Linked DNA regions of Homo sapiens: regions 1, 2, 3, 4, 5 and 7 are each linked to region 6. Evidence: chromatin loops called from intact Hi-C (ENCODE). Cell type or tissue: IMR-90. All regions are shown on one strand. Region 1 holds the start of LOC105374931 (a long non-coding RNA gene). Region 2 has its middle 57 kb from the start of EDN1. Region 3 has its middle 18 kb from the start of LINC02530. Region 4 overlaps HIVEP1 (HIVEP zinc finger 1). Region 5 overlaps PHACTR1 (phosphatase and actin regulator 1). Region 6 has its middle 120 kb from the start of TMEM170B. Region 7 overlaps ADTRP (androgen dependent TFPI regulating protein).

Region 1 (4,000 bases), 740 kb after region 6:
CTTAGTGCACAGGGCTGCTGGGCCCAAGCCCTGCCTTTCATATTGGACATTTTCCAATCTGCCCAGATAGAGAAAACAAACAATGGCAGCATGAAGAGGGGCCATCTCCAGGTAATTCATCTGACTTCCAACTGTCCAGGGTTCTCCCATCAGAGCTGAAATACTACCCGGCAGACTGGCCATCAGGCAGCCGGACCTGGATATTTCCTTCAGCAGTGCTAATTCCTAGTGTCTTTACAGGAATCCTGACCCAGAAAGTCACCTCAATAGGTAAGAGGTTAAAAAAGCACAAACAGGGGAAACAAACTGGGTGATAAAAATTCTTGAGCCCTGGGGAGCTCAGAAAGGGGATTTGGAGCACAATTCACACTTGGGCCAGCCAGCTCTGTTCACGCTGATAAGTTGTTTTTTGAGAAAAACAAATGAATTCATATCTGATAAACCAGCACATTGATAATACCAAATTCCTTTTCCCTTTCTAAGGCTCTGTCAGGGAGGAGGGATAGATTATTTTTGCTGTGCAGGGGCAGAGAGGGTGGTAAGATTTACTGTAGATGCTACACAATGAAATATTTTTTGGTTTAATCAGTTTTGCAGGAATTGTACTGTTAAATGTCCCTTATTAAGAAATACCTTTATGTCCCCGTAAGAGTATTAGAATGACAGTTGATAAAATCTGTTTTAAAAGTGTTCATTGTTCCCATCACAAGTAAGAGCACCTTGGTTGATCCCAGGAGAGTTTTGATAAATTTTTATGTTTTTGAGGGGTTAGACCAAGTGCTGTTCCTCCTAAATGGTATTTTCTATTGTATATACATGTACATAAAAATTATTCTCCATGTCACCATCCTCAGACACCTAGCAACCAGTGACCCCCTCTCAAACAAAAAAACAAAACAAAACAAAACAAAAAAAACAGAGTCAATAAATTAGCCTGGAGCTGCATTCTGAATGGTAGCTCTCTAGCACTTACATCCATGAGTACTTTACTACATTCGTTAAAAGGTAGAACGCAAGTCAAAAATTCCTGAATAATCTACTGGCTGTAAGCAGGACATATGGAGCAGAAAGAGAGCCCGGTAGAATAATTTTTTCTTCTCTCTGGGTATTTTGAAAATTAGTTTCTATAAAAGATGATGTTTAAGCTGGGTCTTAAAAAGTGGATAGGAAATAGGCAAGTGGAAGTACTCTTCCAAATACACCTAGCACAGTGTATGCATGCTCAATTATTTAGTCATGCATTTATTCAGTCACTCATTAATTCATTCAGCGGAAAAGCTCAATACACACTGAAGATAGAATTCTCAGGCAGATAGACTTGATTGTTTTCATCACACAAGATAACGTAGTCACTTGGCTACAGAGAAGTAGACAATTATAATACAGTGATCAATACTATAGAGGACAAAGAAAGAGAGGCAGGTGCTTCAGCAACAGAGAGTAGAAGGGCAAAGAAAGGTAGGCTCTGTCTTCTACCCTGCCCCCTTTTCAGCCCTTCCTCTCTAAAACACAGAGAAATGTTCTCTTGTCATTGTTTTCATAGCCACGTATCAACTGATTCCTCGGAGTCCCTTAGGAGAGTATCTGATATGATTTTGGCCAAAATATTCAGAATCAAGGTTATATTAATCCACCTATTTTGTTCCCTTGAGTCTAAATTAATGGGTCTTTCTTAAAATATGAATTTGATTTTATTTCTACCACTGAATCCAGGCCCTGGCAGAGGCCCTGCTCAATCCTCATTGCTCAGGGCTGTGGGTTAATGACAGTTTTCAGAGTCCCAGGTACAGTCCTGCTGATTCGTGTTGGGATGTGGATGTCACCCCTGTCTCACCTGCTGCTAGCCCACATAGAAATGAGGTGTCAGATGCCTCTTTGTGCCTCAGTTTCCATTAATTTTAAATAAGAAGTTCAGATTAAAGGAACTCTAAGGTCCCTTCAATCCTTTGACTTTCAAAATTTTCCCTTTCATTCATTTATTGAGAGATGAGTCTTTGAAATCAATGGTGCTTTTGCATCATTAGAGGGCAGACTTCCCTTGGAGTAGGAAATGAAGGAGAGTTTTGAGAAATTAAAATATTTGATATGAAGCATTGGATTCCTCTTCTGATGGGCGAGCACGAGAGAGAGGAGGAATAGAAGAGCGAATGAAGATGATGAAGCAATTACCCACTAACCCTAGAGCAAATGTCCTCTACTGATCAAATTCTTATAGTATAGTGTGTTGAGCTACAAGTCCCATTGGAAGGTCGTGAAATCAGCATTAAAAAATGAAAGAAATTAAAGAGAATAGAAAATAGGCTACATTTTACATGAGAAGAAGAGATACTGTTTCATGAAATTCTTTTTCTTATCCACTATATGTGTGGGGGTGTGTTTACTAAATCACACTACAAAATTTATTTTTCAATGATTGTAAAGGTAACACACTTTAAAAATATTGAGCTAAGGGATTAAATGTTACTTTTAGGTTAAATGTTCAAAATATTTATACGTTAATATGTAAATGGGAGTTTTTGATCTTCTTGAAGCAAAGCAAGAATGCATAGATAAACCAGAGTAATAAGTATTGAAAATCTAGTAATCTTGAGTGAATAAAATACATTCTGTTTCATTGCAGATACAAACATCTACTGGGGAACTCCTAGCATGTTTCCTTAAAAGTCCTTTTTTAAAAAATAAATCTCATTAAACTGAATATTGGCTTTGAAGACAGACAAGCCTGCATTTAGAGCCCAATTTTACCGTTCCCTAGACGTTTGACTTTGAGAAAATTACTTTGCCTCCTTCTACACCTATCAGTTGCTTTATCTTTAAAATTATGGTAATCAGACTGGGCGCGGTGGCTCACGCCTGTAATATCAGCACTTTAAGAGGCTGAGGTGGGCGGATCACGAGGTCAGGAGTTCGAGACCAGCCTGGCCAACAAGGTAAAACCCCATCTCTACTAAAAACACAGGCGTGGTGGTGCGCGCCTGTAATCCCAGCTACTCGAGAGGCTGAGGCAGGAGAATCACTTGAACCTGGGAGGTGAAGATTTCAGTGAGCCGAGATTGTGCCATTGCACTCCAGCCTGGGCAATAGAGTGAGACTCTGTCTCAAAAAAAAAAAAATTATGGTAATCATACTTTGCACACAGAGTTTTTTGATTTTGGTTTTTTTAGGGGGAACTGCTTCATGAAAATTTTCTGAGCAAGGATTTTTTTGGATAAGAACTGAAAAGCTCAGGCAACGAAAGCAAAAATAGACAAACATGTTTATGTCAAACTAAAAAGCTGCACAGCAAAGAAAATAATTAACAGAGTGAAGAGACAACCTATAGAATGGGAGAAAATATTTGCAAATCATGCATCTGACAAAAGGTTAACATCTAGAATATATAAGGAACTCAATTCAATAGAAAAAATATTCGGTTTAAAAATTGGCAAAAGATCTGAAGAGACATTTCTCAAAAGGAGACATACGAATTACCTACAGGTATCTATGAAAAAAATCTTCAACACCTCTAATCATCAGGGAAATGTAAATCAAAACCTCAATGAGATACTACTTTACCCCAGTGAGAATGGTTGTCATCAAAAAGACAAAAAATAACGTATCCTGGTGAAGATGCAGAGAAAAGGGAACTCTTAAACACTGTTGTAGGAATGTAAATTAGTACAGAAAATATGTACAACCGTATGGAGGTTCCTCAAAAAATTAAACATAGAACTACGATGTGAGCCAACAATCACACTATTGGGTTTATAGCCAAGGGAAATAAAATCAGTATGTTGAACAGACATCTGCACTCCCATGTTTATTGCAGCCACATACACAATAGCCGAGATATGAAATCAACCCAAGTGTCCATCCATAGATGAATGAATTTAAAAATGTAGTACATACACATAATGGAATATTATTCACCATAAAGAACAATGAAATCCTATCATTTGCAACAACATGGATGAACCTACAGGGACATTATGTTAAGTGACATAAGCCAAGCACAGAAGGA
Region 2 (4,000 bases), 580 kb after region 6:
TGATTTTTTTTTTAGTTTTTACTCAGATATCACTCAAGTTACACATAAATGGTAATTTTTCTTTATAATAAGCTTCCATCTCTTGTATAAATTTAATGTGTTCAGTGATGACTGTGGATAAAGTCACCTAACGGTGATTTTCTAAGGGAGGTAAACTTTATTGTCATAATTTCCTGGTTATTACCTAGTAAAACAAGTTTTTAAAAAACCAAAAAACAATAGACTTAAAACCATAAAGACTTTTTTAGCATTCAGATTAAATAAAAGAAAGGGTAAAATGTTGACATTTTCCTAAGAGATACCAGTTCTTCACATTTTTATATAATCTCTTAATATGAAGCATATAATGTGTATATTATAATTATATATTTTATATTTTATTATATAAAATTATAATATAATATAATAAAGTGTTTATATTTATAATATAATATAATAAAGTGTATATTATATTATATTTATAATATAATATAATAAAGTATATGTTATAATTTTATATAATAAAATATAAAACATATAATTATAATATACACTTTATATGGTAACACGATCATAGTCTCTACCAATACATATATCTGATTAGATCACCATATGGGAAGTCTGTTCATATTTTTAGTTATTGGGTTTTTTTTTCACCAAGCAATAAAATGTCCAGTATCAAATAAATAAGGGTCATATGATTCCCAGATGACATGACCAGGGTACTCATAAAATTCAGAGAAGCTGAGTCAGATCATTTCAAGAGGACAAATGCAGCGCTCCCCCAAATTCAGTAACTTGTGGAATGTAGCAATCTTGTATTTTCTCTGAGCCAAGCAGCCTGATGCTGTCAAACTCATCTTTCATTTCCTCTGCCTTACCGCAGTGTTAGTGGTTTCGTTATTAGAAGGAAAAAAATGCATAAATGTCTTAGTTAAGATGAAATTGCATCTATTAAAATAAAGTTGATCCTAAATGATTCTTTCACTCAAAGTATTAATAGACTAAAGGAAAATGTTGCAAACTATGAATTAGTGGTATAGTTTATGAACGGTAGCTGTTGTGATTCATGCATATACCTTTTGGTTACCTTATAATGAAAGGTTGTTGGGTACAGCCTTCACATCAATGAGAAAATCAACAAAATGTTCTTGAAAAGACGACTGGCAAACTTTCTTTTATTTTTCTGTTCTCATTAGTAGAAAGAGGGACAGGTCACTTTCAGAAGGATTAAAAGGTCAAAAAATTTGGTGAAGGGATGTCTACACAAGCCTTTAGAAAGCTGTTATCAGAGGATCAGCTAGAAAACAATCTTAGAGCTAATCCTTTGGCTGGATCCAAAGAAAACCCAGCAGATTTAAGTTTTCTCTTTTTTCTCTTTGTTTTCCTTTACAGGGGTATTTCCCACAAAAGCCTTTCAGTTGCCTTCATCCAAAGTTATAGGTCCTGAGTCCTTTTCAGCTCTTTTATTCTGTCTCCAAGCCTAGCCCTTCCTAGCTCTGTCCTCCTACCTTTTCCTGATCTTTTCCATTTTGCTTGTTTTCATCAGGGGTTCCCCCTAAATCCCTCTTAGCATCCCCTAAAGCCTAAATGTTCATGGATGGAGAACTTCTTCTGAGGGAAAAACAAGACTGATTCACAGAATTCTAGCATTAAAGAGGACTGTAGAAATTATCTAGTCTACCCGCCTTCTTCCTCCACCATTTTACAGGTAAACAGAATTCACGAAATTGCCCAAGGTCATGTCCAGGTAGCGACTGCACCAGGACCAAAGCTCTGTCAATAATAACTGCAAATTGGTTGCAAAGTCCTTTGGACAATTCAAGCTGCTCTACCTACCTAAGGCACTATGATTATTATTATTATAATACAGATGTTATTATACAGAGCCGACCGCATGGGCAAGATTGCTGCTGATGATGTGTGTGATGCCAACTCACCAAGACCCAGTGGCATCACGCTGGCATGTTGAAAATAAAAAGGGGTGACATCTGCTTTACATACAGAGCCTCATGACCTGTACTCATAGCTGGAGGCATCAGTCATTGCACTACGAGAGGAAGTGGGCTTTGAAATACCTTGGGGTTGATGTCCCAAGAACACCCTTCTTCCGCTCCTCCTCCCTGTACTCCTTGAACTGCTGCTCATGGGAGCCTGAGTAATACAGAAATTGGAGGACAACCACACAGCACAAGTGTAGGTTTGACAGGAGTTTACATAATGCTGTAGGAAAAGAAACCAAATAAAGGCTTCAGCTTTGCTGAGGCTCTCCCCATCCCCCTCACATGCCAAATGCTCCTTGTGTGGCTCACACTCCTTGGTCTTCAGTCAGAGAGGCCAGGAGCCCACCTATACATCTGTATCAGGGTTAGGAAGTTGGCTCTTGTTAACAATGTTGAATGCACTTTGCTATTCACTACTTTTGTGGTTAGAAAAGCCTCCTGATATCAAACTTTAGAATCAAGCACCACCTTGTGGTCTGATGCATTTATTAAACTGGCACAATTTGAGAGCTGAAACTGGAAATGCTCCCTCAGCTGGTAGTAGAGAGCCAGGATCTGAAAACTGACTCCCAGGTGGCTGCCTGGAAGCAAGAACCCCCAAGGTGTCTTTCTGCTGCTTCTCTGGGTTCTCAGACCAGTTAACAATGACATCCCCTTTCATGGGGTGAATCCCATGTTCCTGACACTAACACATTATGCTAGATATGTATAGTAAGTAGCCAACTTAATCCTTTCAAAACCACAGGGAAGTGTTTCTTATTACTTCAACTTTTAAGTGAGGAAACGGAGGCGGAGGTCACTTAGTGGTCCAGTCACAGACAAATGGCTGGGCTTGGATTGACTTGGAAGTCAAGTCTTTCTGAAGCAAAAGTCTCTGCTGTTAAACACTGCTCTGCTGACCTCTAAGGCCAAGACCAAGACCAGGGTCCACTTCAGGCTCTTTTGGGGCATTTTGGCTCTTGGCTGCAAACCCAACCAGAACTGCCAGAATCCTACCTGGAACTCACTCAAGGTGCTAGAATTAACCTGTTCTCCAAGGTTACATTGATCAGGAAGGTTTGCATTCAGAGATGGGGACTTCATTGGTGTCCATGGACCTACTGAGATAGCCAGAGTTTAGGAGAAAGTTTGGCTTTTGAGGATGGGCCAGACAGCAAGTGACCAGACTCTAGATCATTCATGAAGAAACAAAACCAGAAAGAGATATTTGACAAACATTCACTTGGACAATTACAGTGCTTCCTGAACTGAAATTCAGTTATTCTTTAAAAGGATGATTTTATCATATTCATTGTTTGAAGGGGAGGATTGGAGTATCTGCTTGGCAAGTGAGTAGTAGTAATGTGGGCCAAGTCATGTTAGAAGGGAGATCTCGCCCCTGGTCTTGTTCCAGTGATACCATAAGTGTTCTTGGGTAAGTCACTTCTTTGTCTCTGGGTCTCCATTTTCTCATTCGTAGAATAGGGGTTGGACTTCACTAAGAGGTAGATGGTTCTAAAGTACAGCGCAATTGTATGGAAAATGTGAGGCAGGAACCTCAGCTTTCTCCGTTTCCTTAGAAAGTCTGTCCTGCTCAGGCTTCCTTCCTATTCTCCACTGAATCTGCTGCTAATTTTGGTAACATGGTGACTTCCACATAGCAATGTTTACTAACATGTCTAAGGACAATGATTATCGGGAATATATGCTTCTCTGTTTTTCCAAAGTAGATAAATCCATATAGTTCATAACTCCCTGACTCTCCATACACCAAAAAGAAATACAAAAAGTACCATGAAAAGAGGAAGCACTGCCATGAACGGTCTCCCCTTGAATGGCTAGTATGTAATGCCAAGACAGTGCCTGTTCATTTCAAAGCCTCTCCCATTCTAGTTCCTTCCTGTGCTCTCACTCCGAATTTCTTACTTGAGATCGCTATTGGTTGAGCCATTCTTTTAACAGATAATCTGTACTACAGTAGACTCTAAAACAGAGCTGTCCAACAGAACTTTCCGCAATGTAGAAAATGTTACTTGTGC
Region 3 (4,000 bases), 950 kb after region 6:
AAAGGCTCTTCGTTTTAATAGCTAATGAACCCGTCAACTAGAGAATATTGATTGTTATATAGGACACAATCTATTACCAGGTTTCCTCTTTCTTTTCCTTTAAATCCTGTTTTCCCACCTTTCAAGTTGAAAAGAGTCTCTAATCTAGGACTTTTATTGTTCCTTATATATAAGTTAAAATGTGAAGAATGACTTGAAATGCAAATGCTACTTTAACATCTTTCCAGCAAATACTACTTCTTGTACTAATGCTAGAGAGTGTGAGATAAATAAATTGGAATTCAATTTTTCCTTCTTCTCAACTCTCTCTGTCATTTTAGAACATTGTGAAAGGCAGCAAGCTATGCTAGAAGATAAAGCTTATAACAATTTTTATTTCCTCTGTTGTGGCCCCCCCACCGCCTTCCCCCACCAAAAAATCTTAACTGTTTGTTTTATAGTCTTCTCTGCTCTCAGGGGATTTGAGGTATGCAAAGCTTTGGCTGAGATTGGAAAGAAACAGCTCAGAGGTGGGGACTGCTGCTTAAAATGTTCCTTTGTTTCATTTTTTTTTCCTGTTATTGTATATGAAACTTTGAAACTATCCTGACTTTCCATTCCAAAGGCACAGGCCAGGACAGGTGCCAATCGCAGCGACCATTTGGTGGAGGGGTATACATGATGATTGGTTTTTATGGGGGCTCAGAGTGAAAGCAGAGGGGATCCTCAGAAGGTTTCATTATGAGATTAAGATGTTGGCCTTGTTAGGGTAAACTGTAATCCCCCGTCACCTTTTGGTGAGCGGGATCCTGTGAGAACATTCTACAAGGGAGATCTTCAGGTTTAATACCAACAAGCACAATGCAGGGTCCTAGCAGCCCAAGAACTGAGTGGAAACTCCAGGGCTGGGGATGCTAAACTCCATCTGTGTTGACTTGCTTTGTAACCTGAGGCAAGTGTCTTTAAATTCCCTCAGCCTCCACTTCTTCATCTAAGTCAGGCTTGCCACAGGCAGAGGTATTATGTAAATACATAGATACTATCAATCCTTGGGGAAAAAAAAAAATGCTTTGTTGAGCCAGCAGAGCTCTCTACTGCTTAAAGCAGGGTGTGAATAAGAGCTCCTGGGTCTTTCACCAAATCGCTGAACATGTTCCGAGATGCTGTAGAAAAGGTGCTTTCATGGCTTTAGACACAGTACACAACCGCTGCTCAGATTGAGTAGTATCTTTTTAATGGCAGGGTTGGGAAGGTGTGTTTTATTTTTCTTTTGGATAAGTCACTTGGAAGTGATGGACTTATGGGTCTGCTGGCCTGGCCATTTGACTATGTCGAACAGCAATCCCACCTTTAACTTGTTAGATCCATTTTCCATACTCCCCTCTATTCTCTCTCCCCTCCCAAATACACACACACACACACATACACACACACACACACACACAACTCTGCATTTGCTTGACCTGTAGAGTATGATTTGAGGGATGCCAAAGTGCTTCCTGTTGCCACATATATGCATTCCGAAACTTTTCTCCTGTTACAACACTCAAACCTGTTGTTTAAATAGAAAATAAGAGTCAAGCATACCCCATTGTTGTTAATGGGATCCGATCTGTGTCTACCAGTGTGGGCTCTGGGTTTGAATCTCAGCCTTGTCACTCAGCTTTGTGAATTCTCTGAGCCTTGATTTTATCTTCTGTAAAATGGTAGCAGTAATGGTACAGCCCTCATAGGGTTGCTGTGCAAAGTAAAGATGATAATGATGCAAAATCCTTGGAATATTGCCTGATGCATAATAAACACATAGTAGACACAGCTGCTGAGGTTATTATTGAAATGGTACAGCGGAAAGAAATGGTACGGAGGAAGGTAAATCAGGATGGCGTAATGGGATAGAGCAAACCATAGACTTGTACTAACCATTTATGAGCATTGAAGTTAACTTTTATTCTGCTTCTGCTGATGGCAAAATTTAGGCAGGCTTGCCAGAGCTGCCTTGTCCTGTAAGACAAAGACTAGCCTAACCAGTTCTTGCTAATAACTGGAGTGACCTCTAGTGGTTCTGATTTTTTTCATAGTGGAAAACACAAAACAAACCAGACTCACCCAAACCGTACACTATTTTGCTTGTACACCCAAAATTCAGAAGCTGATTAAATGGACACTAGTCTAGTGTTTAATTGAATTGACTGATTTATTAATAGAAGCCTTATTTCTACCAGACAGTTTCAAGAATCCCTTCCGAGTATGACCACACCCTCACTTCCATTTGGCCTTCTCTCCATTATTACTGAGTTGGGGGAGTAATTTATTAGCATTCAATTAAACTGTATAGATGTATTTAAAACATATATGATGCTTCCCATAGGCAAGACACTGTGCTAGGCAAAAAATAACGTATCAAGATGAAATATGGACAGACCCCTTTGAAAATACTAAAAAAGTACCTACTTTTAAACTGTACTAAAATAGATGTCGACACAAAGAATTACCACCATCTTATGCCTTACGGCATAAGCAACTTTGAAAAAGGCAACTTTGCTTTTTCTGCTGTGGGAAGAAACAGATCCCCTCAGAATAAAACAAAATAAAGCATGCATATCCATTGATACACAAGAGAATTCTCATCCATGGGCTGGGAGGTTTGGCCGAGAGTAGAGCCAGGTAGCAAAGGAGAAATGTACCCTGCTATGGTTTAAAAAAGAAAAATCAACATTAAATAAGGTAAAATTCAAAATTCAAAAATTAATTAAAGAAGTCATTTTAAATGTGTTTATTCTGCAACCATACATCATTTATGTTCTAGGTAATTCTATCTTCAAATAAATGTACTCCTCTTTACAAAAGCAACGCATTAAATATGCAAGTGAAAATGAAAACTTTTTATACCTTTATATAATTTTTATATAAATAAAACCACAAGTTATTTATATTACCAAATTCTATTATACATTGTAGAATATTAGTAAAGTACATATGGCCTATGCATAAAAAATAAGAGTCCCAAAGAAAATACTAGTGTCCTGATATAAGGCCCATACTCTGATTTTTTTTTTTACTTGATGAGTATTTGAGAGTGGAAAATATTTTTAGCTATCCATGCAAAGTGCAATTGTCTCTTATTTTTCCACTTGTACTTCATGAAGACCTTTGGTGATATCTAGTTGACAGGCTAATAGCCTTACCACAAAGAGCTATTTAGACTTGGCAGAAATTTAGAAATTCCTGAAGCCTAAATCAATTTAAAAACCTAAAAACAAATTCACAAAACTTCAAATTCTGCCCTGGCACAACTTTATTTGGTAATAGCGTGTAGGGGGATTCATTCCAAACACAATGTCTTCTAACACTGGAATTTTCCTGAAGCACCAGGTTTCATCATTGGGAATTCTGTTCCACTTCTTTTTAGGGTTCCTATTTAGTGTCATTTATGTTCAGCTTATGCCCTGGGAGTACAGAAATAGCCAGTTGAGAGTATATAAAGTGTCCTGTTTTTAAAACTTATTTTTAAATTTGTTTTTATTCTTTTAAAATTATTTATTTCTTTATTTGCTTTCTTATTCTTCTTTATTTTTATTATATTTATGATTTATCTTATTTATCTTTAGCTGGTCATCAGTTTAAATAAATCTTAAAATGTTCCACATCTTAAAGATGTTGACTTCTCCAAGGTGGGGCTGGGTCTGATTAGGAGTTAAAACTGAGTGGAAAAAACAATTCACAAAGACATATTACAGGAAACATTTATAGGAAAAAAACTGAAAATTAGAATGTCATGTGCACCAATACAGTATGATGGTCTTTAAATTCTCATTGTCAAATCTTATTTGGTTCTATATTTAATATTTAAAACTATATTGACAATCTATTATTAGTCTTTCATAAGAAATTAATATTCTTAGAAAACATTCAGTGGTGCTTTGCACACAGTTGAACATCTTATACTTTTTTCAGCATTTTTACTCAAGCATTGGGCTGATAGTATTAATAAATATTGCTATTAATTATTTGAACTTAAATA
Region 4 (4,000 bases), 420 kb after region 6:
CTGGGGGAAAGACCATTTAAATGTGGCCTCACCTCCTTCGCATCTCAGCCTTTAAGGGTCAACACATCTAGTTTCTGCCAGCTCTTGGTCACTCTCCAGCACTTTCATTAAAAATATATATTTTCTCTACATTTTTATTGTTATTAGAAGGAGGGTTAGTCTCATATAGGCTATTCTGCCATTACCAGAAGCCTGAGTCCTAAGTGAGTAGATATTAAAATCTTGGGGAACCTTTGCCATCCAGATTTTCATCATGTTAAAGGATTAAGACACTCTGGGAAGCCTCCTGAGCTGGCAGGCGGAAAAATAAGATGGTGCTGGGATCCTTTTGGTTGGTGAATTTGAGTGCCCCCGGTTGGCTGGCAGGGTTTGTGGGTGAGCTGGTGAGAGGTCCCTGCACCACACACTCCCCACCTCACTACTGCTGGGAACAAAAGTAGATTGATTGGAGTGGGTGTGCACCATGAGAGCTGTACATCACTGTTCTTTCTTCCTTGTGCATTTGTAGAAATTGCATTGTTTACTGTATGTTATAGGTACTTATGCATGAAAACATTTTATTTGATTAAAATATTTTCATCTCCACTAAAGCTTAGGTTCTAAAATGGGGGATACTGCCTTACTCAAAAGTTGGCACATGGCCGATTCTAAAGATGATGTGAGTGTCCTATGCCAAGCACAATGCCTGATGCACCGATACCAGTGATTTTTTCTTTCCTGTCTACTCTCTTCCACTCTATGATAGTTGTTAAAAATAATTGGATTGGGAAATTAAGAAAAGGAAAGATTATATACCTACTTTTTAAACTTATTTTTCCGTATGGCAAAATAAGAATAGTGTGTACTAGTAAGAGCTATATTACTATATTATTTGGGGAGAAATTTAACAACTGAAAAAAATGAAAATGAGCAGAAAAGTTAGTGTTCAATAGCACCATAAAAATGTATCTTTGAATCCTCATTCACAGTGCAAGAATAATGATAGTGTAGTGTAGGTCTGTAGCAGGGGTTCTTGACATGGATTTAGGGGTCTCCATAGATCGCTGCAGTCCTTAATTGTATGAAAAAGTGTGTGTGTGTGTGTGTGTGTGTGCGCGCGCGTGCATGTCCTTGTCTCTCTTTCTGAGAGAGGCTGTACGCTGGTCATGAGATTTTTTTTTTTATAGAGATCTTTTGAAGTTTTATTCTTTTTAAAAAATTATCACTTTTTTAATAGAAAAAGTGATGGATCAGTATTGGAGTAGGATTATGAAGATGTAATTTATAAAGATAGAAAGAATGTATCCATGTTTTCTTATGTCTTTTCATGTTTGATAGTATGTATGTATACATACACAAACATGAAAAATAACCTGGAAACTAATGTGGTAATATGTTAACAGTGGCAAATTGGGATAGTTGAAATACTTTCTTCTTGTATTAGATATCGTTTAAATTTCAAAAACCAAAGTTAAATCTCACAAGTTAATTAGTTCAAACAGAAAAGACAGTAAAAAAAGTACAGTGAAACCTGTGTCTTTCTCACACCGCCCCTTTCCTCAGGGCTGACTGCAGCAGTGACTTGTGTATCCTTTCATGCACACGCACAGGCACGTAGACACGTGCATGACACAGATGGAAGTGTACCATGTACATTGCTCTGCTCCTTGGGTTTGGCGTTTTAGATTTTGTATCTTGAAGGCTTTCCAATTTTCAGATTCTTAAAGGGGAGGTCTTTGACCCTATCTCCCAATCCCCTCGAAAGGAATGAAGAACTTTGGATGTCTAGAAATTGTTTTCTATTCTGTTATCCTTTTCAGCTTTGGTGTGTGCAAACCTGACTCCTAGTGGTAGTTCAGAAATTATTTCCTTTCCTTTGGGCTCAGATGATTTTTAGGGGCAGTGACCTTTTGAATGCCCACTCTGCGCTGGCCTTTAGCTGCTTCACCTCACTCGTCTTGCACTGTCACATGTCATTTCTTGTTTATTATTACTAACACTACAACAACACGTGTTGAGTTTGGTAATCTTTCAGTTTTTAAAAAATTTCAGATTGGGCCTTTTTTTTTTTTCTAAACTTCATTATGGAAGTTTTAAAATGATTACAAAATAGAATAGTGTAATAAGCCTCCATTTACCTATCGTTCAGCTTCAGTAACTAACAGCTGGTAGCCAGTCTGGTTGCATTTACTACTCTGGCTACTTCCACCCTCCCACATTGCTTTAAAGCTAACCTTGGGGATATCATCTCATTCCTATGTTTTCATTATATAAGCTCCAAACGATAAGGGATATCTTTTCATGTCATCACAATACCTTTGTGAAACAAACAAAAATAAAGAAGAGTAATTTCCTTAATAATATGGTCAAATATCCTGTCAGTATTTGAATTTCCAGTTGTCCCCAGTAGTGTAATTTTTTAAACATTTCGTTAGAATGAGGGCAAATAAGCTCCACCTGTTTTATAAGTTGATGTATCTTTTGTATTCTTTTGATCTGTGGGTACCCTTTCCAATTCTCTTCTTGCTTTTTTTGCAGGTTATTTTTGAAAGGAACTGAGTTGTTTGTCTTATAGCTTTTTTACCATTGGTCTTTGTTTTTTCAAACAGTCAAATATAGAAATATGCTTCATTAAAGAATATTAACTGATTGCTTTTAAGTTTTTAGATATTCTTTCAATATCAGATTATATTTGAATATACATTTGTTGCCTAACATATCTCTGTTTATGGCTTTGACTTGTATGGGTTACTAATTAAGCACATGTTTATTGATTTGAAGTAGGGTATACTTTTTGAAATAAAAACTCACAAGAAAAAATAGTTCAAAATCAGATAAAATTACTTTGAAAACATCTTAGAGAGAGAGATGCTGTTTTAGTCTGTTTGTGCTTGCTGTAACAAAACACCTGAGACTGGATAATTTATAAAGGAACAGAAATTTCTTTTTCACAGTTCTGGGGGCTGGGATTCCAAGATCAAGGTGGCAGCACTGGTGAGGGCCCTCTTGCTGTGTCTTCACATGGAGGAAGGCAGAAGGTTAAGAGAAGGACAAACCCTGTGTCCTCACATGGCTGAAGAGCGGAAGAGAGTAAACCCACTCCTGCAGTCCTTTTTTATATCAGCATAGGTCCATCATGAGGGTGGAGCCTTCATGACCTAAACACCGCCCAGTAGACCCTGCCTCCCATTGCTGTTGCATTGTGGATTAAGTTTCCAACACATGCATTTTGGAGGGGACAAAAACATCGAGACCACAGCAGACAGCCATATCAGTGCAACAGGTAGTGAGTGAATTTGTCTGCCAAATTTCTGATTGGGGCTGAAGGAAAGAGAATTCTTGTTTCACTTTTAATTAGAATATAGTCAGCTACTTAACGTTACATGAGAGAGGCCTTTTCAGAGTCTCTGTGATGTGAGCATAGATTACCTAGAGTAAGTTTTCCGTAGAGGTGGATCTTGCTGGAGGGATGATGTATATCAAATAGGAAGCCAGGGCCCTAAACTACAACTTACAAAGCCCCAGGAGGAGCCCAGAAACTTCTCTTACTGACAGAGTTTTCTTCCTAAGTGAATTATCTGAAGCATTGTGAACCCGAGTCATATGCAGTGAGGCCTCAATTATAACTGGATTATGTAACAAAAATTCAGTTTTAAATCTGTGGTTTGGTGCCCAGACCACATTTGCCCTTAGTAATAATGTGTCATATCAGATTAGGTTTTCAGCATAGCCTGCAAAAGGTATTTAATTTGCGATGTACCTGACTATTGTCACTGGCAATACAGAGCTCATCCTGCTAACGTCATCCCTGGTGGCGATGCCATTGTGTCCAGAGGGACGCTTTGTTCAGGGTTACATTCAAGACTCCAGGTGGGTGCTCTAGTGCCATGGGATCCTGGACAGGAGCTCTGAAGTCCTTGGCGTCCTTGTCATAAGTCATCTGCACTTGTCATCTTTCGTAGGCATGTGATGGGGAAGTGAGAGCTTCCTGAAGTAAGGAGCCTTCTCAGGGAATGTGTGA
Region 5 (4,000 bases), 1.2 Mb after region 6:
CAGAATAAGTCACTTTTACTAACAGCCTTACAAGGTTTTGTACATAGTAACAGTTTACTCTGAGATCAAACCAGCCTTGAATTCATTTCACCTACATTCTGTGTAACTCTCAGCAAGTCTTTTAAACGCCCAAGCTCCAGTTTCCTTATCTGTAAAACAGGGATAATAATAGGGCCACCATAGAGGGTGCTGAGGATGATTGAATGAGATAATACTTGTAAGGCTGCTATTAGCAATTCCATCAATCATTCCCAAGTAAAGTGTAAAGGTTCTACATTAAAGAGACATGCATTCCCTAGGAAGCTACTAGCTTATGCTAAAAATCCATATTTAATACATTAGTGATATTGTGCTCCTCATGAACTCTCAACCTTTCCAAATATGTTACTAAAAGCTTTGAGCTCCTCTTGTCTTGGGATACCCAATGATATGAGACAGCAAGCAGTTTCACTCAGTTTGAATTTTCTTGTCAAAATTCGTAGTCTTTGCCAAAGGAGGACATTAAAGAAAATTATCCTCTTTGTAAAAACTGAAAGGCCTGGGACAGTGTCCAGCTCATTTATCATACAATGCATTTAGTGAGGGAGGGTTTCACTTTATGTAAGTAATAAGCTACACATGCATAACTTCTTTTGCTTGGATAGTGGCTCTTCAGACCTGGATTTAATTAATACAGAGCTGCATCTGGGTCTGTCAGAGGGAAGTGATGAAACATACGCTCCCATATGGATTTATAGCTAGTTAGAGTTTTTGCAGACTCAACTGCAAAATCTTCAAGCGAAGGACCGAGTTTGGTTGTTGACATAATAATATGGTCTTATCTAAATGTTTTGTTTTCTTTGACTATAACTTGAGTTAATGGTCAAGCAGAGCAAAAACATTGGCAGTTACTGATTCAGACACATTTATAGACATCTTTTTCCCCCCATGGAAAAAAAGGAACAGAACAGTGCAACTGAAGTTCATTCTTCCATTTATTCAGAGATGTGAAGACATGTAAGACATTGTCATAGCTCATGCTCCAGGAACACACAATGTGGAGTAAAGGAGGATGGCAGACATGGAAACTATTATCTCTGATTAAGCAGCATAAGTTCCACAAGAGATATCATCATTGATAGGGAGAATAGACTTCATCAGAGTGCTCTTTGGCATTGGGGCAGTGGGGCTCTGAGGAACACCTTTACTTGGACCAGACCTTGAAGTAATGGTGGGATTTCCAGGACAAAGAGGAAGATAGAGACCTCCAGAGAAGGAAGAGAGAGAGAGAAAGCACACAGTCTTGGCAATATAGTGTCCAGGCAACACTCGAAAGTAAAGTGGCTGAAGGTGAGATTGGAAAGAAAGGAAAATCATTTTATTTGAACCCCTACTATGTGCTGGGCCATGTGAGACACTTTACAAACATGACTCTCTGATTCTTCCTGTAAGCCATATCTTACAGGCATGAAAACCAGGGCTCCAAGAGGTCAAAAGGGTCACATAGACAGATGCGTACAAAGCTGAAGCCAAACACAGCTGTGCAGCTCCAGGGCGTATGCACTTCACATCAGGCACACAAATGCGAGGGAGGCTGGGGCACAGAAATCCAAAAAAGAAAGTTAACAAGAGCAAGATTTTTATATTTATATCTTCTAATAAGCCTTCATCCATCAACAATTTTTTTAAATGCTGCTTTAAGGTTCACTTGCTTTCATTCATAAACTGGAAAGCGAATCCCTGGACAGGTTTTAGATATATGCAAGATGACCCTGTGAATCCTTCATTATTACATACTTTATGATTTTTTTACAACTTGTATTTTGGGGGGGTCCTTCTTCCTCCTCCCTTGGACCTGCTGTACCCCTAGCCTCTGAAGCCTGCAGACTGATCACACTATTATTATCTTTCAACCATTCTGTCAGCCCCTCTTTTCCAGCCCTCAGACTGACCAAAGGCAAGAAAAACTATATATATATACAGTATGGTTTCCTTTTCTCTTCTTCCAGCATGACTGCAGATGCTACTTCTCCCTCAGGGACAAGCAGCTCTCCACACAGGCAGTTCACGCAAGTCTAAAGCCTTTTGCTAAGTCAAGTGTCACATGGGCTTCCATATTTAGCAAAGCAGCCCTGTTGCTGCAGGGAGAGAAGATTCTGGAACCCCTCTATGTAACTGATGTCAGCTGCACTCTCTGCTGAGCAGGGGCAAAGGAGACAAGACACCTTAGGCTGATGATTACATGTCTGTCAGTGAGCTCACGTTAATGGCAATTTGCAAGGGAACACATCACCCACTGGCTGACTGTGGGATTTTTATTGGTCTCTTTACTTTTTAAGCGTTCTCGCCATCTTGTGGCTACTTTCAATATTGCAGTTGAATGATTGGGCACAGGTTCAACCACCTTGCAAATCATTAACTCATCTATTCAAGTACTTTTTGAGACTCTAATATCTCAAGTACTTACACAGAAAAGCAAGTGGACAAAAGCAAATAATAAGAAAAAAGCCTAGGAGAATTAATGTAATTATTTTTCACTACACTTTAAACCTCAGTAGCCAGGCTTGTCGCTGCCAGAGGCCATCAAAACTTTTCATTTGGGCGGGGCACAGTGGCTGACGCCTATAATCTCAGCACTTTGGGAGTCAAAGGCAGGCAGATCACTTGAGGTCAGGAGTTCGAGACCAGCCTGGCCAACATGGCAATACCCCATCTCTACTAAAAACACAAAAATTAGCCGGGTGTGGTGGCACACGCCTATAATCCCACCTACTTGGGAGGCTGAGGCATGAGAATCGTTTGAACTGGCAAGGCGGATGTAGCAGTGAGCCGAGGTCACGCCACTGCACTCCAGCCTGGGTGACAGAGCAAGACTCCTTCTGAAAAAAGAAACAAAAAAACTTCTCATTGACTTTTCTGCCCAGCCATGCTGTCACCCCTAACCACATAGTAGAGTTAGACAGGTCCTGCTACATGTTAAGTCACTTAACATGTTTCTGTTAGAGCTATAAGACATCTGAGAAATGGAATCGAATGTCTATTTTATAGACCTAGAATTACATGAGGAATAAAAGCCCAGCATAGAAAAAAATATCCAAAAAAGCAAAAATTAAAATCATTTTAATTTCATCACACAGATCTTGATTAATATTTTAATGTAGATCCTTCCATATTTTTATGCTTATATGTAATAAAATAATATGCATGCTATTTTTAAACCTTCTCTTTAAAACATGTGAATATCTCTTTCTTGTTCACTACTATATCCCTAGAGCCTAGAACACTGTTTGGCACACCAGGGTTTCTCTGTAAATACTTGTTAAATGAATGAATGAATGTAAATAAACAAACCTGCAGAATTGCTTTTAATATCTGTATAATATTCTACTCTTAGGATATTGTGTATATATTTAACTAATCTACTCTTGTCTGATATTGTGACTCTTTCTTTTTTCTTTTTTTTTTTTTTTTTTTTTGAGACGAAGTTTCCCTCTTGTTGCCCAGGCTGGAGTGCAATGGCATGATCTCGGCAAACTGCAGCCTCTGCCTCCCAGGTTCCAGCGATTCTCCTGCCTCAGCTTCCCAAGTAGCTGGGATTACAGGTGCCTGCCACCACACCTGGCTAATTTTTTGTATTTTTAGTAGAGATGGGGTTTTGCCATGTTGGCCAGGCTGGTCTCGAACTCCTGACCTCAGGTGATCTACCTGCCTCAGCCTCCCAAAGTGCTGGGATTACAGGCATGAGCCACCATGCCCAGCTGATTCTTTCTATTTTTACTGTTAACAAAACTATAATAAGCAAAGGTAGTGGAATTTGATGAGTTTTACTAGATAGTAACATGGTAAAGGGGTCCCTCAGTCAACCTTGTGATTATGAGACCAGGTGCAGCAATGGTGGTAACTGCTTTCTAAACAAAATACAAGCTCTGCTACGGAGGATTGCATACTCCACACCTTTTATCCAACAAAATGAAACCAAAGTGACATCATCTTCATCAGAACTCTACGTATTGATTCTCGA
Region 6 (4,000 bases):
CAGGTCTGCTGGGGTGCATGACTCATGCTTGAACCGGAGTCTTCACCCTGAGACAATAATTCTCATTTTAAAAGCAAATGCTGAAGTCAACAGCTGCTGGGGTGACTTTGCCTATCTTAATTTGGCTTGTTAGAGACAGCACCTCCTTAGCTGCTTGAAGGAGAACTTAAGTGGACCTTCCATGACTCTGTTCCTTTTCCTATCCAGGGCTCACATAAGAGTTGTCTGCAGCTGGAGACATGAAACAGTGATAGGATTTGGAGTCAGGGTGTCCTGATTTCATGTGTGTGTTCTGCCCTTTTATTACCACACGGTGGTGGGCAATTTACCCACCTGAGCATGAGGTGCCTCACCTGTGGAATGGATGGAACCCTGCTGTATTGGAGAATGTTCACCCATTCAAGATAACGCATGTGAAGCACCTGCCATACAGTAGATGCTCAATCACGTGGATGTTAGCATTGACTTTGTTGCATGTTCTCTGCTTAGCTATCATTTCTCTCTTCCTCCTTTATTTTGCATTAATTTATTTCTGTAAAGGAGGAAGCTGCTGGGCACAGTGGCTCACACCTGAAGTCACCACTTTGAGAGGCCAAGGCGGGAGGATCACCTGAGGTCAGGGGTTCAAGACCATCCTGGGGAAAATAGTGAGACTACCGTCTCTAAAGAAACATTTTAACAAATTAGCCAGGCATGGAGGTGTGCTCCTTGTAGTCCCAGCTACTCGGGAGGCTGAGGCAAAAGGCTCACTTGAGCCCAGGATTTCAAGTTACGATTGTGTCACTGCACTCCAACCTGGGTAACAGAACAAGACCCTCTCTCAAAAAAATTTTTAAAGGAGGAAGTCATCAGTTATGTATATCACACAGATTCACTGGTGACTTTGCCACCTTTTCCATCCCTTTGAAGTTCTGCATCGCCGGTGGGAGGACGTTGGTCAGAGCAAGCAGAGTGTGGAGGCAGAAGCAGAGAGCGGAGGACCTCAACTCTCTCTCTCCCTGGGCTCTGCTCTAACTTGATAAGGGCCCACGGGAACATCACCTAAACTCTTGGGGGCCTGTGTTCATTTGTCTGTAAAAAGAGGGGCTTAAATTAAATGATCATTGAACCCTCCAAGCTCTTGCTGGGCTGTTTCTGGGGGCTCTTCTCTCTGGAGTATTGATTTGAATTTTGGTGCTGAGCCAGCCAGTGCACGAAATACTACCACTTTGCTCAGTCTCGTAGATGTTTTTCTGTATTTCCTATGTTCAGCATAAAGGGGGCCAGCCCACTACTGCCTTTAACATGAATTGCCCTTCGGAGTATGGAGCACGAGGCGAGCAGCGCTTGTCTCCGCTAATAGACCTACACATTTCCAGGAGAATTTTTTTTTTCTCCTTGCTACTCACAACACATCACTTGTTTATGTGAGGGTTTTTACACACAGCTGATTTATAAGGGATTAGATTTCTCTAAAACATAATCTGCGTTGGTTCTATTGGCCAGTTAAAATTGGTATCCCAGCACAGCTTGTTAAGACATTACATATCATTCCTCTTGTTTTTCTCACACTCAGGAATGATAGGTTAAGAAATATGATTCTAGTTCATAAAAGCCTGAGAGGGACTAACTGGGCTCTATTTATGTTTTATCCAAGAATGTGGAATTTGAAGCTTTTCTCAAAGTGAAAGTTGACCCACTGGACCCGTGTGCTTGGGCCAAATATGAGTATGAGAAACATTCTCAAACCTTTTTGGAATCCTAGGCCAGTAGACACTGAAGGGGCCTAAAGGATTTCTGGGCAATTCCTTCTCCTTCTCTCATGCCACAATAATTATTTGCACTTCTTGCCCTTCTTTTAGCTCAAAAGTGAACTCTGCATGAAGCATATTACCTTAGAGAAAATGTTCACTTAAAGAAAGCCACCTGTTCAGGAAAACAAATTGTCCCCAAGAGGCGTGGTGGAACGCAGGTGGGGAATTTTGTCTTCAATAAGGAGAAATTTAAATTCTCTATATTCTTAGAAATTTACCAAATTGGTTGCACTAGGGTTTTTTTTTTTTTTTTTTTTTTTTTTTTTTTTTTTTTGAGACGGAGTCTCGCTTTGTCACCCAGGCTGGAGTGCAGTGGCGTGATCTTGGCTCACTGCAAGCTCCGCCTCCCGGGTTCATGCCACTCTGCCTCAGCCTCCCGAGTAGCACCAGGGTTTTTAATATCCAGTTCAACCGGGAGACATTTGTACTCTGCGAAGGCTGAGGCGTCCGTGTAAATTTGGCCACCAGGTGGCACCAAATGTTTTCATTAGAAAAATTGCTGAGGGAAAGCCTGGTCCGCATTCTCTCTCCTAGTTAAAAGGAAAAAAAAAGAAAAAGAAAACCCTTTAAAGTGAGTGTTGTCGGTTCATTCACCCAAATTCAGGAAGCATGTGCCTTTCTTATTTGCTAGCGCTTTGGCAGTACACTGTGGCAGTTCAGGGTGAGTTATTTCCTTGAAGTTTGTTAAAAGGGAAACATGGATGAAATTCAAGACTTGAAACAAAGCTTTATTGGAGCTTTGCAGGACAATTAAAATCCAGTCTCTCAGCCAACAAACGGTTCCATCAACCCCCTTCTAGGCCTAGCAGGACACAGGATGCCCAAACAAAAGGCAGAACAGGGAGGCATGGCTGGGTTTTTCCTTTTATCATTTGCTGCACAATCTTATTCTTTCAGATCCCAAACCAGCTTTTATGGTCTGGTTAAAATTTTGTTCTGTTTAGAAAAGAGGGTATCCTAAAGCAATCTAACTGAGCAGGGGTTGTTGCAGAGGGACACCCGCCTGCTTTCAGATGTGAGTGCTGCTGGGGATGATGTCTTTCTGCCCCTGCTCATGGTCTCCAGAAGAAAGTGCTGGCACGCTAAAGATAGGAAAAACATTGGCCAATTTATTGCTAAATTTCAATTCTTAAGAAGTGTTTTTTTTTTTGAAGTAAAAGAGGTGTGCATTCATTTATTTATTCATTCATCCATTCATTTGATGAATATTTATTGAGTGTTCACTGTGCCAGGCATCGTATTTAGAAGCCAGGGGAAGAGTGGTAACCAAAACTACGTTCCAGCTTTGGGCTGCTTCTAGTCTAGAGGAAGAAGCAGATACTCGTCAAGCCACTCGCATGAATGTGCATCAACAAGCTGCGGGAGGTGCTTTAAAGGCAAAGATTGCTGTCCCTGGATGTTGTGGAGCTAATGAAGTTGACCTAGATTCGTGGAGTGATGGGAATAGGCAGTGTTCCCTAACGAGGGACCCTGGAGCTGAGATTTGAAGGATGAGGAGGAAGTAATTAGGCAAAGGGATGGGAAGAGGTGAGGAAGATTTAGGCCAGGGAATTGCAAATTCAAAGGCCATGGGAGGAGAGGGAGAATGACAAGTTTGAGTTCAGCGTTTGAGATGCAAGTGTGGAGGGAACTCAGTAAGCGAAGCAGGAATGGATGCAGTTACAGGAGTAAAAGCTCACCATGAGTTCTCCACTTTCCTCTGTGTTTGGTATACTTTTCCTCTGCCAAATGGGAGAAGAAAGGTCAACACACACACACACACACACACACACACACACTCCAAAACTCTATCAATTACCAGATCTCTACTAGTCGCCTGCTTTGATAGGTGGTCTGTGGTATGGTTGGCTTGGAGCCAGTGTCCAAATATTTGAGAAAAGTTTGGGCATTTTTCCCCCAGTACAGTAACCTGTTTAAATGGACACAAGTACCACTGGGGAAGGCTGAGAGGAAAAGTCACAGAACATACTTGGCAATTTTAGCAGAAAGTGCTGCCTTAAGCATCCCTATTTTCCCTTTAGTGAGGGGATGTGGGTCTGGGAACTGACTCGGTCTTAGACACGACCCCAAGTTTCTGATGTAATAGCAGCCCCCATTCACCAGACCTGGAGTTTTTTCAGTTACACGCCAAGTTAGGCCGGAAATCCTGCGATCAACTGGCCACACCCTAAGATCCCTGCAGTTCAGTTCATTCTGGTAAGCCCTAA
Region 7 (4,000 bases), 110 kb after region 6:
AAAGAAGGCAGGAAGTTTGGGAATGACTGTGTTAGGGACACCTGAGGCCAATTTTGCTGATACCAACATTTTTCCTAAGATGGATCTGTTGAGAGTTTCTTCAATCAAACTAAGAGAAACACAGAAACATCTGTATATGACCTGGGGTAGCTTCCTCCTCCTCTTCTCTCCTTGTCACCATTGTTCCACTTCCTTTGACCCTTGCTCCTTTTCTCTGAGGGATTCAGGTTACTTGAATGACCAAAGGGCAAGGGGCAAGGTCCACAGCACCCCTCAGCTTGTGAGGCACAAAAATATTTAAGCATCTCCGTTGCACAGTATCTGCCTTGCTAATTAGCTCACGGATGTGATGTATGTTATCCAGCTCTCTGCTTCCAAAATTATCACAAATCCATATGGCTGTTTATTTAGCAAGGTCACAAATATTGGACACCATCATCATAACTATTTGAAAGAAATCCAACTTTACATCAACCCTGAAGTGGGGGGGAGATGGTAGTCATTGTGAAAAAAGCTACAAGATGAGCACACAAACCTTGAGAAGATGTTTGCTAGGTGCATTTGGCACCACATAAAAGATACTTATAAGACTCTGCTTTGTTATTATTTTAGTAACAGCTAGCTCAGCCAGTAGTTTCAAATCTCTTCATTTTCTTAGAATTTTGGTTTAGTAGCATACAGATGAGGATTCTTTTTTTTTTTTTAAGTAAGAATTCACACTTTGCTGTATTGATCAAGCAAAGCGAGGTCCTTTTGATTGCCTGGTGAATTAGGAAACAAAACCAGATCGAATCACAAGTTCTGGACTTACTGCAGCAAAAGGCAACGAAGGGTGCATTAGCCTCGGATTTCCATCCTAGCTGTGCCTCCTATGAGTTCAGTGGCCTCAGGCACATCACTTATCCTCTCTGAGCTTTTATTTTATCTTATTTTTTCATTTGTAAAAATCAGGATTATAGTAGTTCTCTAAAGAAGGCTGTGTGAATTAAATGAGCCCATACCTGAAAAACATGCTTTGGACAATATAAAGTACCATTTCTTAAAAAAAAAAAAAAAAAAAAAAAGCAGGAATATTCACTACATCAGTGTCTCAGATTAACATTCATGGGAAACTGGGAAGGTGAAGAGTTTGACAAGAAAAAGTTGAGAGGAGGAGGGTTCCTGAGAGGTCAGACTTACGTAAGGTAGTTCTGGTCCTGAACTCCAAAAGAGTTCAGAGCTGTGGTCTATTAGTCAGTCAATCATCAATAACTGACTGAGCACAAAATTTAAGCTGAAATTAGTTTTTTTCTGGAGACTGGGGCTTGTGGCAGGGGCAGTGTTAGTGGACTGAGTTGCTTTTCTGAGTTGGTCATCTTGTGAGTTTTAAGACCATGGAAAGATGGGCAAGAGTGAGGGTGGAAGAAAGTCTGTGAGTGAACTTTTGAGGAGTCTTGACATGCCACTTCCTTGTGCCTTTCCCCTGGTTTGTTTTTTTTTTTTTTTTTTTTTGAGGCAGAGTTTCACTCTTGTTGCCCAGGCTGAAGTGCAATGGTGCGATCTTGGCTCACTGCAACCTCCGCCTCCCAGGTTCAAGCGATTCTCCTGCCTCAGCCTCCTGTGTAGCTGGGATTACAGGAGCGTGCCACCACACCCGGCTATCCCCTGGGTATTTAAATGTCATTACCTTCACAGAATCTGAGACCTTTTTATAATCTCCTGGTTGATGTGGAGATACATTTGTAAGTATTGAGAAGCTGAGTTAGGTATTTGAACAATTACTTTGTTCACATTGTGCCGATGATTCAGTTATCCTCCTCCAACCGAGACCTGGCAACCTCATGCCAGCCTTGCTTGTTTGGGTCCCTGTTACTGATATTCAGGTTCCAGTGACCTAAAAATCTCAGAACAGCCTCTGTTTACTATTCGGCCTCTCCAAAACACAAGCCTGAATAAAAAACCAAATGGAAATGTATTCCTAGAAATATGTAAATGTTAATCCCATTTGTGATGCAGAATCGTGACAAAGTGTGTTACTTAAGTAGCTGCTGCTCAGCTATGAGATATTCTTTGGATGTTGGGGTGGGCTTTTTTTTTAAAGCTTACTTCATTCCATCCACACATCGGAAGTTTATGACATATTTGCAGAAGTCACTTCTCTTTCAGGCCTGTCCTCTCAGAACTGTGTGTCTTTTCAAAGACTTCCTAAGCAACATGGCAGACTCTCACCTGGACATCTCCTGTGTTCTCAGTAGACTCACTGTAATTATAGCACTGGCTTGTGTTCATTTCATACCTTCAATATGCCCTTTAAATAAACAGTGATGAGGTAGATTGGATGCTGGGAATTGAGACATTTGGAAACATAGATAAGGCACTGTGGAGTTTTCAGTACAGAGGCTATTGGTGTTCTGAGTTCACTGAATTTTCCCCTCACTCACCATTGCATGATTCAGCCACACGGGGATGACAGTATCTAGGACCTTGGGGTAAATGAGATCTCGATTGTAGAGAAAGAGGATCCAGAATGCCAAAAATACAAACTGGAAAATAAAACACAAAAAATAGCATCATTAGGCTTGTTTTTAATCAGAGCTTTCTAAGATAATCAAGGAAACACAGCTAAATAAAAACAGACAACCATTTTAAAGATATCTTACATATACATTATAGGAATGTAGTACATATACATTACAGTAATTCTACAATAAGCATTCTTCCCTTTATTTCATTGCTATATCTGCTCTTTCTGGGGATTCCTCAATGTGCCAGAGAGTTAGAGATCAATTATTTGTCATCGTGGCAGGCAGAGAAGATATGAATAAACAGGATTCCCAGACCATTAGTCATTTATTTTAACCAATAACTTCTTTTTCTAAACTTTCACCAGGAATGCTGAGAGTAGGCACATGGAGTAGCTTGAGTCATACACGTTCCTTGTCCACCCTCTAAATAGGCATGGCTAGGGGAAGCAGGAAGCCTGAGAACCATAAGTGCCAATCTCCCTGGAAAATGCACAAGCTAGCTGACTGAGGGCTGGATCTCCCTGGTGCTCAGAACTTTGAATTGATCTCCTCTTGTACTCCTTGCCTCTCTTGTCAAAGCATCTATCCTCTATGCTACGAAGTCAACGCATAGATAAGGAAGTTAAAAACTATTAAACTTCTGATCTTCCTATCTTCTGACATTTCACACACTCCATTTCTAAGCCTCAAAAAATAAACAGACTTCACTGTTGATTTTAAAAACTTGGCTATAGCCAGACTTGGTGGCTCATGCCTGTAATCCTAGCACTTTGGGAGGCCAAGGCAGGCAGATCACTTGAGTTCAGGAGTTCGAGATCAGCCTGGGCGACATGGCAAAACCATGTCTCTACCAAAAATACAAAAAAGTAGCCAGGTGAGACAGGAGGATCACTTGAGCCTGGGAGGTTGAGGCTGCAGTGAATCGAGATCACACCACTGCACCCCAGTCTGGGCAACAGAGTGAGACTTTATCTCAAACCCCTCCCCTACCCCCCAAAACCAAAAAGCTTGGTCATTAGAAGATTTTACGTGGGCAGAGGTAGAGGTATCCTGCAAAGTAATAGGTATCCTTGCTTTGTTATCAGAGAACTCACTAGGGCTTGGAGAGTTGCATTTTGCATTTAAATTAAGTTCTGTACTATAGGAAGCAGGACAATGACAGGTAGAAGAAGGTAGTCATTTCTAATTATAGGCCCTGCTGGGCAGCCAGCATGCCTGATCTCTGTTTATTTCCATTCTAGCTAACGAATGGAAAACATGAACAATGTCATAGAAATGTGGATGGCATCAGCATACCAGCTTACTGTCCCTGCCATATGTCTCACTTCTTCCTGACATCCATCCACTCAGCAACATGAATGAGGCACCCACTGTGTACCCCACACCAGGCTGTCTTTCTCTCCTCGGTTGTCTTTTCCATGTGCCACCTTTGAAGGTCTCATATCTCTTTTCAAAAAAAAAATTATTTGATGGTTTTCCACTTGCAGAAGTAACAT

What was found. Hi-C counts contacts between places; a loop is a spot of excess contacts. Peaks named below come from ENCODE experiments on the same cell type or tissue, not always from the same donor. Only the 100,000 strongest peaks of a DNase experiment are listed, where the experiment ranks them.
Region 1: a loop joins it to region 6, with 2.2 times the contacts of the local background. A loop is called at or near these places in 2 of 110 quality-filtered maps.
Region 2: a loop joins it to region 6, with 8 times the contacts of the local background. A loop is called at or near these places in 89 of 110 quality-filtered maps.
Region 3: it touches region 6 in a loop (10-fold over the local background); 73 of 110 quality-filtered maps call a loop at or near these places.
Region 4: it touches region 6 in a loop (8-fold over the local background); 20 of 110 quality-filtered maps call a loop at or near these places.
Region 5: it touches region 6 in a loop (11-fold over the local background); 14 of 110 quality-filtered maps call a loop at or near these places.
Region 7: it touches region 6 in a loop (8-fold over the local background); 6 of 110 quality-filtered maps call a loop at or near these places.

Annotation. Positions count from the first base shown.
Region 1 is chr6:12,394,057-12,398,056 of GRCh38, forward strand. LOC105374931 (a long non-coding RNA gene) reads left to right here and starts at 1,418. Exons shown (of 3, transcript XR_926488.2): 1 at 1,418-1,458. In IMR-90, a CTCF peak has its summit at 2,030; no DNase peak of the experiment used is centred here.
Region 2 is chr6:12,231,736-12,235,735 of GRCh38, forward strand. It overlaps a transcript of EDN1 not described here. Among named protein-coding and RNA genes, the nearest start is that of EDN1, 57 kb to the right of the region's middle. In IMR-90, a CTCF peak has its summit at 2,487 (motif pointing left); DNase peaks (open chromatin) are centred at 2,126 and 2,456.
Region 3 is chr6:12,601,572-12,605,571 of GRCh38, forward strand. No RefSeq gene overlaps it. Among named protein-coding and RNA genes, the nearest start is that of LINC02530, 18 kb to the left of the region's middle. In IMR-90, a CTCF peak has its summit at 2,025 (motif pointing left); a DNase peak (open chromatin) is centred at 2,000.
Region 4 is chr6:12,073,552-12,077,551 of GRCh38, forward strand. The region is part of intron 2 of HIVEP1 (HIVEP zinc finger 1); the gene reads left to right. Among named protein-coding and RNA genes, the nearest start is that of HIVEP1, 63 kb to the left of the region's middle. In IMR-90, a CTCF peak has its summit at 1,816; no DNase peak of the experiment used is centred here.
Region 5 is chr6:12,891,744-12,895,743 of GRCh38, forward strand. All of the region lies in intron 4 of PHACTR1 (phosphatase and actin regulator 1), which reads left to right. Among named protein-coding and RNA genes, the nearest start is that of PHACTR1, 180 kb to the left of the region's middle. In IMR-90, a CTCF peak has its summit at 2,334 (motif pointing left); a DNase peak (open chromatin) is centred at 2,338.
Region 6 is chr6:11,653,496-11,657,495 of GRCh38, forward strand. No RefSeq gene overlaps it. Among named protein-coding and RNA genes, the nearest start is that of TMEM170B, 120 kb to the left of the region's middle. RefSeq lists a silencer at 2,179-2,348. In IMR-90, a CTCF peak has its summit at 2,269 (motif pointing right); DNase peaks (open chromatin) are centred at 1,566 and 2,276; H3K27ac peaks cover 2,401 bases.
Region 7 is chr6:11,763,854-11,767,853 of GRCh38, forward strand. ADTRP (androgen dependent TFPI regulating protein) reads right to left here. Exons shown (of 6, transcript NM_032744.4): 3 at 2,421-2,522. Among named protein-coding and RNA genes, the nearest start is that of ADTRP, 13 kb to the right of the region's middle. In IMR-90, a CTCF peak has its summit at 2,425; a DNase peak (open chromatin) is centred at 2,908; H3K27ac peaks cover 1,052 bases.